2 separate regions of the Homo sapiens genome follow, and region 2 is linked to region 1. The links are chromatin contacts, found by Hi-C or POLR2A ChIA-PET in ENCODE. All regions are on one chromosome and are shown on one strand. The core of a region is the stretch at or near the end of the contact, and the rest is flanking DNA. Distances in the headings are between cores, read along the strand shown.

The links. Hi-C counts contacts between places; a loop is a spot of excess contacts on that map. ChIA-PET counts read pairs that join two places held with the same protein, here RNA polymerase II (POLR2A). Pooled maps may share reads with other maps.
Region 2: a loop to region 1 is called in a pooled map, with 1.9 times the contacts of the local background. The contact joins two enhancer-like sites. A Hi-C loop is called at or near these places in 1 of 50 pooled maps. POLR2A ChIA-PET finds 5 or more read pairs at or near these places in 2 of 52 experiments (activated T-cell and endothelial cell of umbilical vein).

Annotation. Positions count from the first base shown.
Region 1 is chr1:68,141,884-68,147,714 of GRCh38, reverse strand. It overlaps WLS (Wnt ligand secretion mediator), which reads left to right. Exons shown (of 12, transcript NM_024911.7): 9 at 1,703-1,846; 10 at 3,063-3,146. The region is part of intron 9 of GNG12-AS1 (GNG12, DIRAS3 and WLS antisense RNA 1); the gene reads right to left. Among named protein-coding and RNA genes, the nearest start is that of MIR1262, 39 kb to the left of the region's middle. Within about 2 kb of position 2,119, at least 7 of the 41 ENCODE cell types and tissues checked have a DNase peak (open chromatin) inside an H3K27ac peak, as active enhancers do.
Region 2 is chr1:68,317,839-68,323,669 of GRCh38, reverse strand. No RefSeq gene overlaps it. Among named protein-coding and RNA genes, the nearest start is that of WLS, 88 kb to the right of the region's middle. Within about 2 kb of position 2,414, at least 2 of the 41 ENCODE cell types and tissues checked have a DNase peak (open chromatin) inside an H3K27ac peak, as active enhancers do.

The sequences.
Region 1 (5,831 bases), core at 870-3,369:
CACACTGCTGCTATTTATTCCTGAGACCAAGTGGAGATAAGGCTAAGGTGATTAGTTCCAGAGAAGTCGCCAAGGCTTCTGGTTGGTTGGCATAAACTCTAAGTCATCTTCATGAAGCAGAAGTGACAGTCTTAGCTTATCCCTTTTAGGATGCTGGATTTAAATATTTTATCTTCCGGAATAGTATGTGAAATGATCTTGGGAGAAAAAGACTCTGCTCTGGAGTGGAGAGAAAGGCTTGGGTTGTATTCTTCCTTGATGGCTCATATCTTGCCACGTGCTAGGGAATATCCTTTGTCTTGCCATGATGTTTATATTGGTTTCTCAGTGTCACAAGAACATTGTGAGCAAACTAAATCAGTAGTATCATTTCCTCAAAGATGAGAGAGAAGCTCTACCCTTCCTCTGTTATGCCCCCACCAAATGTTAGCTGCACAACAAGAAGAATGTTTCTAATGTTAAATCTAGTTCAACTTTTTTAATTTTGTAGATAGGATGGAGTGAGTAAAATTTCAAGTCCTGCAGAAAATAACTATATTCCCTTCATTCCAGGATGATGTTCATTATAGGAAAGAAGGAGAAACTGCATTAGATATTATATTATTTAATGAAATATGCACGCCAAGTTCATACTTATTAAATGCTTTTAAAAATAGACAATTTGGGCCAGGTGTGGTGGCTTATCCCTGTAATCCCAGCTACTCGGGAGGCTGAGGCAGGAGAATCGCTTGAACCTGGGAGGAGGAGGTTGTGGTGAGCCAAGATTGTGCCATCGCACTTCAGCCCGGGCAACAAAAGCAAAACTCTGTCTCAAAAAAAAAAAGGCAATTTGGGCAAAGTTGTAGCAGAAAGGGGTTGGAATCAGGTCATCTGCCTTCCAAGGCAGCTCACGCTATCCTAAGACTTGGTGGTTCTCAGACTGGCTCTAATTGGCAGGTCAGTCTCCCTAGTGGGTCTCAAGTATACTGGCAGCAACCCAGACTCCCACCTGTGCCATGTGTCCTTGAATCCCCATTCTGTTGGACAAGATTTTCTGTGGTGACAGAAGATTGCAAATAGTCCTTCATCCCTGGTTTCACTTTAAGACTTTCAAGCCCATGCCCAGGTCCCCTGCACTGAGCCCCCACGTATCTCCTCTTCAATTATGCCAGAGTATCTCAATCGCATTCTTATAAAACTCCAAGGACTAGCCCAGTGGTTCCCAAACATAGTCATACTTGATGTCCTAGCCCTGGAATATCTGATTCCATATATCTAGGGAGGGACCTGGGGATCTACATTTGAACCCTTCTGGTGATTTTACTGTGGTTTTTCATCTGATCCATAGTGACGAATATATGGTTTATTAGTGCTTCTCAAATTTATTGTGTATACGGATCTCCTGGGGACCTGGTTAAAAGGTAGATTCTGATTCATTAGGTCTAGGGTAGGGCCTAGATTCTTCATTTCTAACAAGCAAGACACCATTTCTTTTCTTACTTGGTTTAGAAAGCAATATTGAACACCTCCCTCTGTGGTACTAATGTGTCAAGAAACCTATCATTGGCATTAGAATATCAGGTTTTAATATTTTATCCCCTTGAAAATTTTCTACATATTTGGAGACAAAACAAGTATTGCCAACAGACCTGGGGAGAAGGGCCTGGACCCGGCTCAACTTGGCCTTGGCTAGCCCGTTGTTTCCTTTACTGGACACGACCAGATGGCCTTCATCATCGTGGCTGGAATCTGCCTCTGCCTCTACTTCCTGTTTCTATGCTTCATGGTATTTCAGGTGTTTCGGAACATCAGTGGGAAGCAGTCCAGCCTGCCAGCTATGAGCAAAGTCCGGCGGCTACACTATGAGGTGGGCAGATTTCTTGGCTCGTTCTGGAACTGGTGCTTGCTTGATCTTTCCACTTGATGTGTAAACACACACACCCTGGAGATAGAAAGCCTTTACTTTGAAATACAAATTGAGAGATTCTCATGTAGGATCTCTGGGCAAAATTAGAGGCCAAATCTTACTCTGAGAAGCATCTAGCTGGCCTAAATCTTGGTGTTTTCTGTGGTACAAATGTGTTTCCATTTTCAGTAATGAATAAACTTGTTCAGCCGGTTCTTCAGCTTGGTGATGGAATGTAGGTTACATACTAGCTGGGAGATTGGACTATGGCATAATTGGGATTTTGTTGGGATGAGGCTTTAGTCAAAGTTCTGTCCCAGAATCAACCCTGTCCTGTAATTAAACAGGGTTTAGCCCACGTGATCTGATTTCCAGACTCTTAACAGGCCACATTCCCCTAAAATATCCAGCAGATGCTCAGACAGAGTTCAGTAATCTCTGTTTATAGATTATGTTCCTCATTCAAGAGAAACACTTAACATCCTCAAATCCCCAATGCAAGCAACACATCCTTGATTTATCAGGGATCCCCTGGGTTCATGCCTAAGTGGCTGTCCTTGGAGAAACAAGCCTAATTCCTGTATGAAAAGAGAAGCAGAAACTACAGAACCTCAGAGTTTTTATATGCAGTAGATCTGCACAGAAGAGCCCCTGAATAATAGGCCTCCCTCTCTGAAACACAGGTTCTCTTAAATCCTGCTCTTAGGAAACCACAGGCACTTTCTAAGGCTTGCCTGTCTCCAGAGCTGGAGTGACATGAGAAAATTCAACCAAATCCACTTCATGTTGATTAATATGCACATTTCTTTTTGTTCACTGGAGCAGAATTTTATTACAACCACAGAAAACTTGGATTTGGTAACTTTGAACCCTTGCAGAGAAGCATAACCAGCTTAGCAGGGAAATTAGCAGCCTCACGACGTGTTGTGAATATAATTTCCCAGGCTCTCGTATCGCTGCTTTATGAGTGATAAGAACATAGGAAATACTTGGCCCAAGAAATTTTCAGCCACACTCACCTCTGCAGAAGAAATATTACTATGGGAAACTATTTTACTGTCATTCTTAGGGATTTGGTTTTACAGATTTCTTTAAAATTAAGCTTTTTATAGATTTACATAGTGAGAAAAGGATTGGTAGCTGATGGAGTATTAAACTACTCTTTCTTTTCTAATAGGGGCTAATTTTTAGGTTCAAGTTCCTCATGCTTATCACCTTGGCCTGCGCTGCCATGACTGTCATCTTCTTCATCGTTAGTCAGGTAAGTGGACCCTGAGATGTCAAGGTGAGAATGTCTCTGCAGAGATCCCTCTACCCTGCACAGAAATTCAATAGAGCCACTGAGGAAAGGAGGAGAGAGGCCATAATTCTGGACAGCTGGTCAAGCCATATTTTTCTGGGTCTTGATATCACCTGGCCAAATGGACTAAATTTTCTCTTTCCGTAAAACCTTGTAGGAGATAAAAGTTTCCAAATAAATTAAAAGCCTACAGCCAGATTGAAGGGCACATATTTTATTTACTTATGAGAAAAACTTATCAAGCCGTGTAGCACAACACTAACAAGCATAAATTTGATTCCATTTTTATCTAGCATTAACATAGATCCTTATACAGTCCATCAGCTATTCCTTGTAATAATTATATTGCCACTTAAATATGAAATGTAATTCAAAAGTCTCTTTGATAGCATCTTGTCTTTTCACTGGTTATTTCCAAAACTCAACATTTTGCTATACTTGAAAATCTCAATAACAATCATTTTAAAATATTCATAACTTGTTTTGAAGGGTGGGAAGTACTGTTTAAATCTAATGTATCTATTATTCATTTGAGCATCACAAAAATCCTACGAGGTAAGTAGGGCAGGAATTGTTATCCTAGCTTGCTAGACTATGATATCTAATAGCTTTGGAGAAAGTTTTCATTTATGTTGCTTCCTAGCTGGATAGGACTGTGGATGGATTACTTAACAGTTCTAAGGTTTAATTTTCTTATCTGCAAAATAAATATTACAATAGAACCACAGAAGGTTGCTGTAATGACTACAGGAAGTAATATTTACAAAGAGGGATGCATTCTGAGAAACGCATCATTATGTGAGTTCCTCATTAAGGGAACATCATAGAGTGTACTTACACAAACCTAGATGGTATAGCTTACTACATACCTAGGCCATATGGTGTAACCTATTGCTCCTAGGCTACAAACCTGTACAGCATGTTCCTCTACTGACTACTGTAGGCAATTGTAACACAATGGTAAGTATTTGTGTATTTCAAACATATCTAAACATAGAAAAATACAGTAAAAATATGATATTATAATCTTACAGGACCACTGTCATACATGTGGTCTGTTGTTGACTGAACCATCATTGTGGCAACCAAATGTAGTTAGCAGAGCACCTGGCACATTGTAAGCATGAGTAGCTGTGTTCTTATGAATAGCAAGAAGCTTGAATGTCTTTCTTGCCAAAGGACATGCAATAAGTTAGAGATCAGAACGCAGTCCTTCTGACTCTTTTGCCAGTGCTTTGTCATTTAGCCAAAATGGAGGATTTCAGTAGTGTAGATAGTGTCTTAGGACACGACTTGCTCCATTCTGCTGGGAAGTTTCCCTAGTACAGGGACTCCTAACCATTTTTGTATATGGACCCCTTTAGCAACCTGAAGAAGGCTACGAGTCTCCTCTTAGAATGGTTTCAAATAAGTAAAATAAAATACTTCGAATTTCAAGGGGAATCATCTCTATATATTATATGTAATATATATTTACAGTGAAACAGATGCTACAGGTATATTACAGATTTATATCTACAACTGTAATTGATGTGAAAATATCATGATTTCTATTGAGAAAATCACAGTAGTACTAACACTATAGGGATTTTTCTACATCCATAATTGAAGTAAACATTATCTTTCAGCTAGAGACTAGTGAAAATATATAATTTTTTCTATTCTAGTTTATGGACCCCTTGAATTCTATCCAAGGACACCCAAGAGGACCCCAAGTTTGGAGCCTCTAGAGCCCTGTTGTTGGCTCTGCCACTGGGGAGTGTTAGTGTTGCTAGCTCTGCTGAGGTTGAAATGAACGTGGAAAAAATAAACTGATACACATATATGTCTTTGTAAGTTCTGTTCACCACATCTGCTTTGACCTACAACACTGCTGTGTTTATATCAGGTTGTTTATAAAACCTTGGAAACTTCGCTTTCCACTCCATTTGCAGTAAAACTATTTCAAACTCTGAAAGAGTGTTTTATTCTACCAGCTAAGGCTCAAACATCCATATTCAAACAAGAGTGTCTGAGGCCTGACTTCTCCCGTGGCTATTCCCTCCTATGACCAAAATGCTTTTCAGTTCCTCCAGTCCCTCAGTAGTGCACAGTGGCACTTGACACAGCCAGACCTGCAAGGCTGAGAGGGCACAGAGCACTTCCTTGGAGAAACGGCATCTCAAGGAAGATGGGTTGAGGCATAAAAGGCAATTTCAAGATATGTTTTTAGGAAAGCAGAAAGAAGGACGCTTTTGATCCTAAGGCCACACACAGGTCCTTGTGCCAGTTTGGGAGGCTGACGTCATTCTCCCCACACTGCCTCATGTATATCTTGCCTCTGCGGGGAATGCCTCCCACCTGAAGTCAAGAAGGACTGATCCCTGAAGCAGCTGCATGTTGCCAGGATTTAACCTTGTACATGTTTAATTAGTGTACTTCTTATAGCAAAGGAAGCCATCTTCCAAGGAGCATAGTCCGTGGCTTTTCTTTGGAGAAAAAGATTAATATTCTATTGCCTCAGTATTTTCTAATACAGCTTCAGCCTGTGGCTGGCTTTTTATATCTGCTGCGACAGTCGGCCCGGAGTGGATTTCAACTCTAAGGGGGTAGCAATGAGGCCTTTTGAATTCCATTAGCTCCTCACATTCCTCCTGCTGGGTTTTT
Region 2 (5,831 bases), core at 1,165-3,664, 180 kb before region 1:
CACAAACATGACACTAATGGACTTCCCTTGTTCTCAGTTCTTCTCATTTCAAGACAGCAGTGCCCTTGGCCTCCGGCTCCTGGCTTCAGATCCATTAGTGCCGGGCAAATGAGCCATGTGGTTTCTCTCATCTCCTGCCCATAAACCACCACACATACCTCTCTCCTGACCCTTCCCTCTAGTTAACATTGTTTAACACACTCAAGGACACAGTTGCGGTTCTTTTATTCCTAGAAAAGCAAGACGTGCTAATGCTTCCTGTGCTGGCCACCTCGGTGGCGACTCAAAGCCACAGCCTGGGCCGTTTGATGCTTTCTATTTCGGAATGGTATTGATAGCCTGTTACTGAGTGCCTCGGTGATGAAAAGCGCCCCTGGGAACCCGCTGACACGCCTGCGTTCCTCCACTGACTCAACCTGGCACAGCAGTCACTTCACTCTCCCTGGACTTCCAGATGTTGCAAGGCCTTCTCCAGGGCAACATCAGGGCTCTGTGCCCCTGGGAGGAGGAACTGAGGGGCAGAAAAGGGATGGAGAACTCAGACACACACACAAGTATCCTAACTCACGAGGGCATTTGTGTGCTGGGCTGGATATTTAACCAGCACCTGAAGTAATGAAAAGTGTTTTGGTTTCAAAACACCAGACCTGGGTTTTAGGCCTCATTCTGCCTTATACTAGCTGTTTGAGTTTTGGTAAGCTATCTAGATCTCAGCCTGCTTATTTGTGTAATTAGCACAGAGGGCTATCCTGACAGTTGGACTAGATGGAGTTTTGCCTTTATGCAGCGGAGATCTGGAAGGGCATACAGATATCAACCATTACCAGGAAGAGCCCAGTTTTCTTGTAGCTGGGTCACAGACACATTTGGAATCCAGAGGATGCTAAAAACAGTTCAGCTGCTGTTCTCAACAGGCTGCCTTTGAGTCCACACAGAATTTACCTTCTCTGTTTCCTCCATACTTTCTTTTTCTTTTCTGTCTTCTCCCCTGGGTCCTAGTTAAGGATAGAGTCTGACCGTCCCTTTCCTCTGAGCCTGGGACAAGTTCGACTCCAGGAGCCTTCTTAGTGGAGCTCCTGAAATGAAACAAGACTCTCTTGTTGATCCTAACTGCTTCTCTTAGCAAAGCTTTGAGGTGAGATCTGAGAATGGGAAACGAGTGAGAATGGGACCACATTAAAGGGACAGAGAAGTGTACCTTGGCAAAGATTAGCACATAGTAAGTATTCAGTAATGCCCTTGCCTTTCTTTAATTTTTTTTTCACCTAGTTTTCACTTTTATTCTGTCCAGGGTAGTTCCTTGTGCTCTCAGTTCAATTTGGATGTTTTCTTATCTGGACATATCTTAACATCTGCAGATGATTTTCCAAACTTGAGGGCTTGTAAACAATTCTGAGTCAGTTGTGGTGGATCATGCCTGTAATCTCTACGAAAATATGTTGGCTTTTTTTTGTTGTTGTTGTTTGTTTTTTGTTTTGAGACAGAGTTTCGCTCTTATTGCCCAGGCTGGAGTGCAATGGCGCGATCTTGGCTCACTGCAACCTCCACCTCCCAGGTTCAAGTGGTTCTCCTGCCTCAGCCTCCAGCCTCAGCATGTGCCACCATGCCTGGCTGATTTTGTATTTTTAGCAGAGATGAGGTTTCTCCATGTTGGTCAGGCTGGTCTCAAACTCCCGACCTCAGGTGATCCGCCCACCTCGGCCTCCCAAAGTGCTGGGATTGCAGGCATGAGCCACCATGCCCAGCAAAAATATTTCTTAAAAATTAGCTGGGTGTGGTAGTGCGTGCCTGTGGTCCCAGCTACTCAGGAGGCTGAGGTGAGAGGATCCTCTGAGCCAGGGGAGGTAGAGGCTTCAGTCAGCCATGATTGCACCACTGCATTCCAGCCCAGGTGACAAAGACCCTGTCTAAAAAAAAAAAAAAAAAAATTTCTGAGTTTTTCATAATTCTTTTGTTTCTTAAAGCAAATTGGTCCAATGACTAGATTCCTCCATCACAGTTAATTAATTTTTTTCTGGTCCTTATTTCTAATATCTGGGGTGGATTTCCACTGATATAAAGAAAGCTGAAGACAGATCCCAAAATTCACTATGCCCCTGAAATTCTATTTTGTATCTAGAAAAATCTAAAATCCTTCAGTGCTCTAGAGTTTCAGTTTAAGAAAGCTCTCAGCCAGTGACTATACAGGGACAAATATAGAACAATGACAGCAATTACCAGGACACTGCCCCACTGACAACATAAAAAAGTAATGTCATAAACCTATGGACACAAACCAGTTTTATGTCAAGGAGCCCCGACTCCAGGGTTCTTCTGTAAAGCAGGAGAGGGCCATTAAGCCCTGGGCTTAGCCAGACATCCTCATCCATGGGCCAGGGTGAGCCGCCAGAGGGCAGAGCCGTGGCAGCAGCAAGACAGCTAGCCAGCACACTCCGCAGCTCCTGCAAATATTTAACTAAATCTTCATTCTAACTCTCCAACCGACTAAATGTGTGACCTTGGGCAAGTTGCTTAAGCTCCCATGTCTCAGTTTTCCTCACGTGTAAAATTAATAAAATCTAGGCCAGGAAGTGTTATGGAAGTTAAATGAATTTATACATATAAAACTCTCAGAATGATGCCAAGCAAATAACAAATAACATATAAGTGTTTTCTGGTATTACTGTTGTTCTCATCAACTATTTTGATTACATTTTTAAAAAATAGTCTTTCTTCTAAGCTAACACAATTTAAAATTGGAGGTTCGCACAAGTCAGTCTCTTCCTTGTCTTTCCTAACTTATTCATAGATTTTATTATTATTATTATTATTTTAGAGATAGGGTCTCATTATATTGCCCAGGCTAGCTTTGAACTCCTGGGCTCAAGTGATCCTCCAGCTCAGCCTCCTGAGTAGCTAGGACTACAGGTATGCCCCAACAAACCCGGCTTTTGATTCATAGATTTTTTTTTTTAAAGTCGATTCCAATTTCCCATTCCCCATGTGTTGTATAGGGTGTCAGCTGGGAGCGTGCAAGTCTGAGGGCTTCAGGCTTTGCCACTGTGTGACCTGGGGCAAGGCACCTGGCCATCTGCTCCTCCCTTTTCTCCCATATGAAGTGGAAGGCTCATGCTAGGTTACCTGTGGAATCAATTCAGCCCTCAGGCCAGGAGAACAGCAGGGCTCCTTCAGTGCTGCATCCCTGTATTTCTCTTTCACTCCAGATTCCAAGCAAGGCTGAAGGCAGCCTATTTTCAAACTGCTCAACTCTCTCAAGAGAGGAAGAAAACCTGCCTTCAAACATAGCTCGCTGACTTTCCCCAAGATAAGCAACCCCCTTCCCAAGACTCTCTGATTATCAAACATGTCAGCAGTATTCTAAGAATCCTGTATAAAATAAGCAAACCAGTCCTCCGGGAAGACCTGAGGGACTGCTTTGAACAAGGGAAATGAACCTTAATGCATAAATGGATACATCCTCATTAAGCTGCAGATGCCAGGAATCACTGGGATGCTGACCCCTGTGCGGGAGGTACTGCACCTCTGCAGGTGGCAGGGTCACCAAGGAGCATAATTCTCTACCCCCTGCAGAATACTTGCCTGGAATATCTTTATATTCTCCGGGTGATGCCTGTAGAATTTTTTCTTTCTTTCCTTTAATCTCTCCTTCCAAAGTAGTCTCGAGCCCCTGCTATGCGCCAGAGACTGTGCTTACTGACAGTTACATAAGGAAGATTAAGACATGCTTCTTGCTTTCAAAAAATTCACACATCAGTAGGAAAAACTAAAATGTAAAGAATTCTATAACACAATGCCAGGCTAAATCTGGTTCCCCTGTTAACACTCTAATAGCACTTAGTACTTTCCTTTTCTATCACTTATCACAAGTTGGTAAATGCACTTGTATATTCCATTAATTAATATCTTACTTCTGCCAACCCCCCTCTCACATTGTAGACTGTGACTCCTTGAGCTAATATATACTTAGTAATTATTATATACCAGACACTGTCTTAAGTGCCTTATATATATTATCTTTCAATCTTCACAACTACTTTAAGAAGAATATACTAATATTCTTATTTTACAAATGAGGAAACCAAGACAGTAACGTGCCTGAGGTCACACAGCTGGTAAGAGTCAGAACCAGGTCTTAAACAAAAGCGGTCTGGCTTCAAATCTCTGTTCTCAGCTCTCTATTAAAGGGAAGATATCAAGACTCTTTTAAAGGTGATGGATAAGTAGGTGATACAGCCTAGAAAGATTTCCTTCTAAAATTGTTAAATTTCAATAATGTAGGTAAGCTTCCTTTGTCTGGAAAATCCATTCATATGGAACTCCTTAATTCCTACTATCAAACCCAATTTAGGCTTTGTGTATACAAAATATAAAGAAGAACAGGAGATAAATGGTGGCACTTAGATCAGAAAAAAAGAATATTTATTGCAAAACAAGTCTATGTGTATTGAAAAATACTGTTATCCTAAAAGCAAAAGGCTATATATTGTCATTTCTCTGACTTGATCTAAATTTAAGATTATGAAAGCCAAAGAAAATTGATCAACTATTTCCTAAAGAAAGAGACCCACCTCCACTGCTGTAATAATCCAATTCATTAACCCATGGACAGCAGGCACTTCTCTGGTAGACGCTTGTTATCATCTCATCAACTAAAAATGCAAATGTCTGTTAAAAATAAATGAGATTGGCAGCTGGGCATGGTGGCTCACACCTGTAATCCCAGCATTTTGGGAGGCCGAGGCGGGTGGATCACCTGAGGTCGGGAGTTCGAGACCAGCTTGACCAACATGGTGAAACCCCGTCTCTACTAAAAATACAAAATTAGCTGGGTGTGTGTGGTGGTGCATGCCTGTAATCCCAGCTACTAGGCAGGCTGAGGCAGGAGAATCACTTGAACCCAGGAGGCAGCGGTGGCAGTGAGCCGAGATCACGTCATTGCACTCCAGCCTGGGCAACAAGAGTGAAACTCTGTCTCAAAAAAAAAAAAAGAGATTGGCTGGGCATGGTGGCTCACACCTGTAATCCCAGCACTTTGGGAGGCCGAGGCAGGTGGATCACTTGAGATCAGGAGTTTGAGACCAGCCTGGCCAACATGGTGAAACCCTGTCTCTACTAAATATACAAAAATTAGTTGGGTATGGTGGCAGGCACCTATAATCCCAGCTACTCAGGAGGCTGAAGCAGGAGAATCGCTTGAACCCAGGAGGTGGAGGTTTCAGTGAGCCAAGATAGTGCCACTGCACTCCAGCCTGGGTGACAGAGCGAGACTCTGCCTCCAAAAATAATAATAATAATTTTTAAAAATGAGGTTCCTTAATGCATCCGTGTAATTTAAAGACATATTAGATTTCTAAACTGTTTAATTGTTCTGTGCCTTTTAAAAGTATAACATGAAGACTTTTTGTCTTGATGTGTTAAATTCTTGTTTGTAGTTTAAAGCCTGACATGACACCAGTTAGGTTTAAACCCTGGCTCTCTTACTAATTATCTACGTAGATGTGGGCTGTTGGTCCAGTTTAGTTAACTGCAAAATTAGAAGACTGAATTAAATGATTTGTAAGATTCTTTTGTCCTCCCCTAACATATTGAAATTTGAAAACTTTGTTTATATCTTTGTATGATGCTTTATTTCCATTCAATAATGTTAGAAAATATTCATGTTTGACTCCAGTTTAAATTCTTTCCATGAGCATTTACTGTAATAAAAACAATTAAATTCACTTAGAAAATAAATTGGAGTTAGGCTCAGTGTTCAACAAAGGAGTCTGGTTCGCAAAGCATCAACACACAGGACAAGGACATCTGTTGTAGAGATTATTGGTGTTTACAAA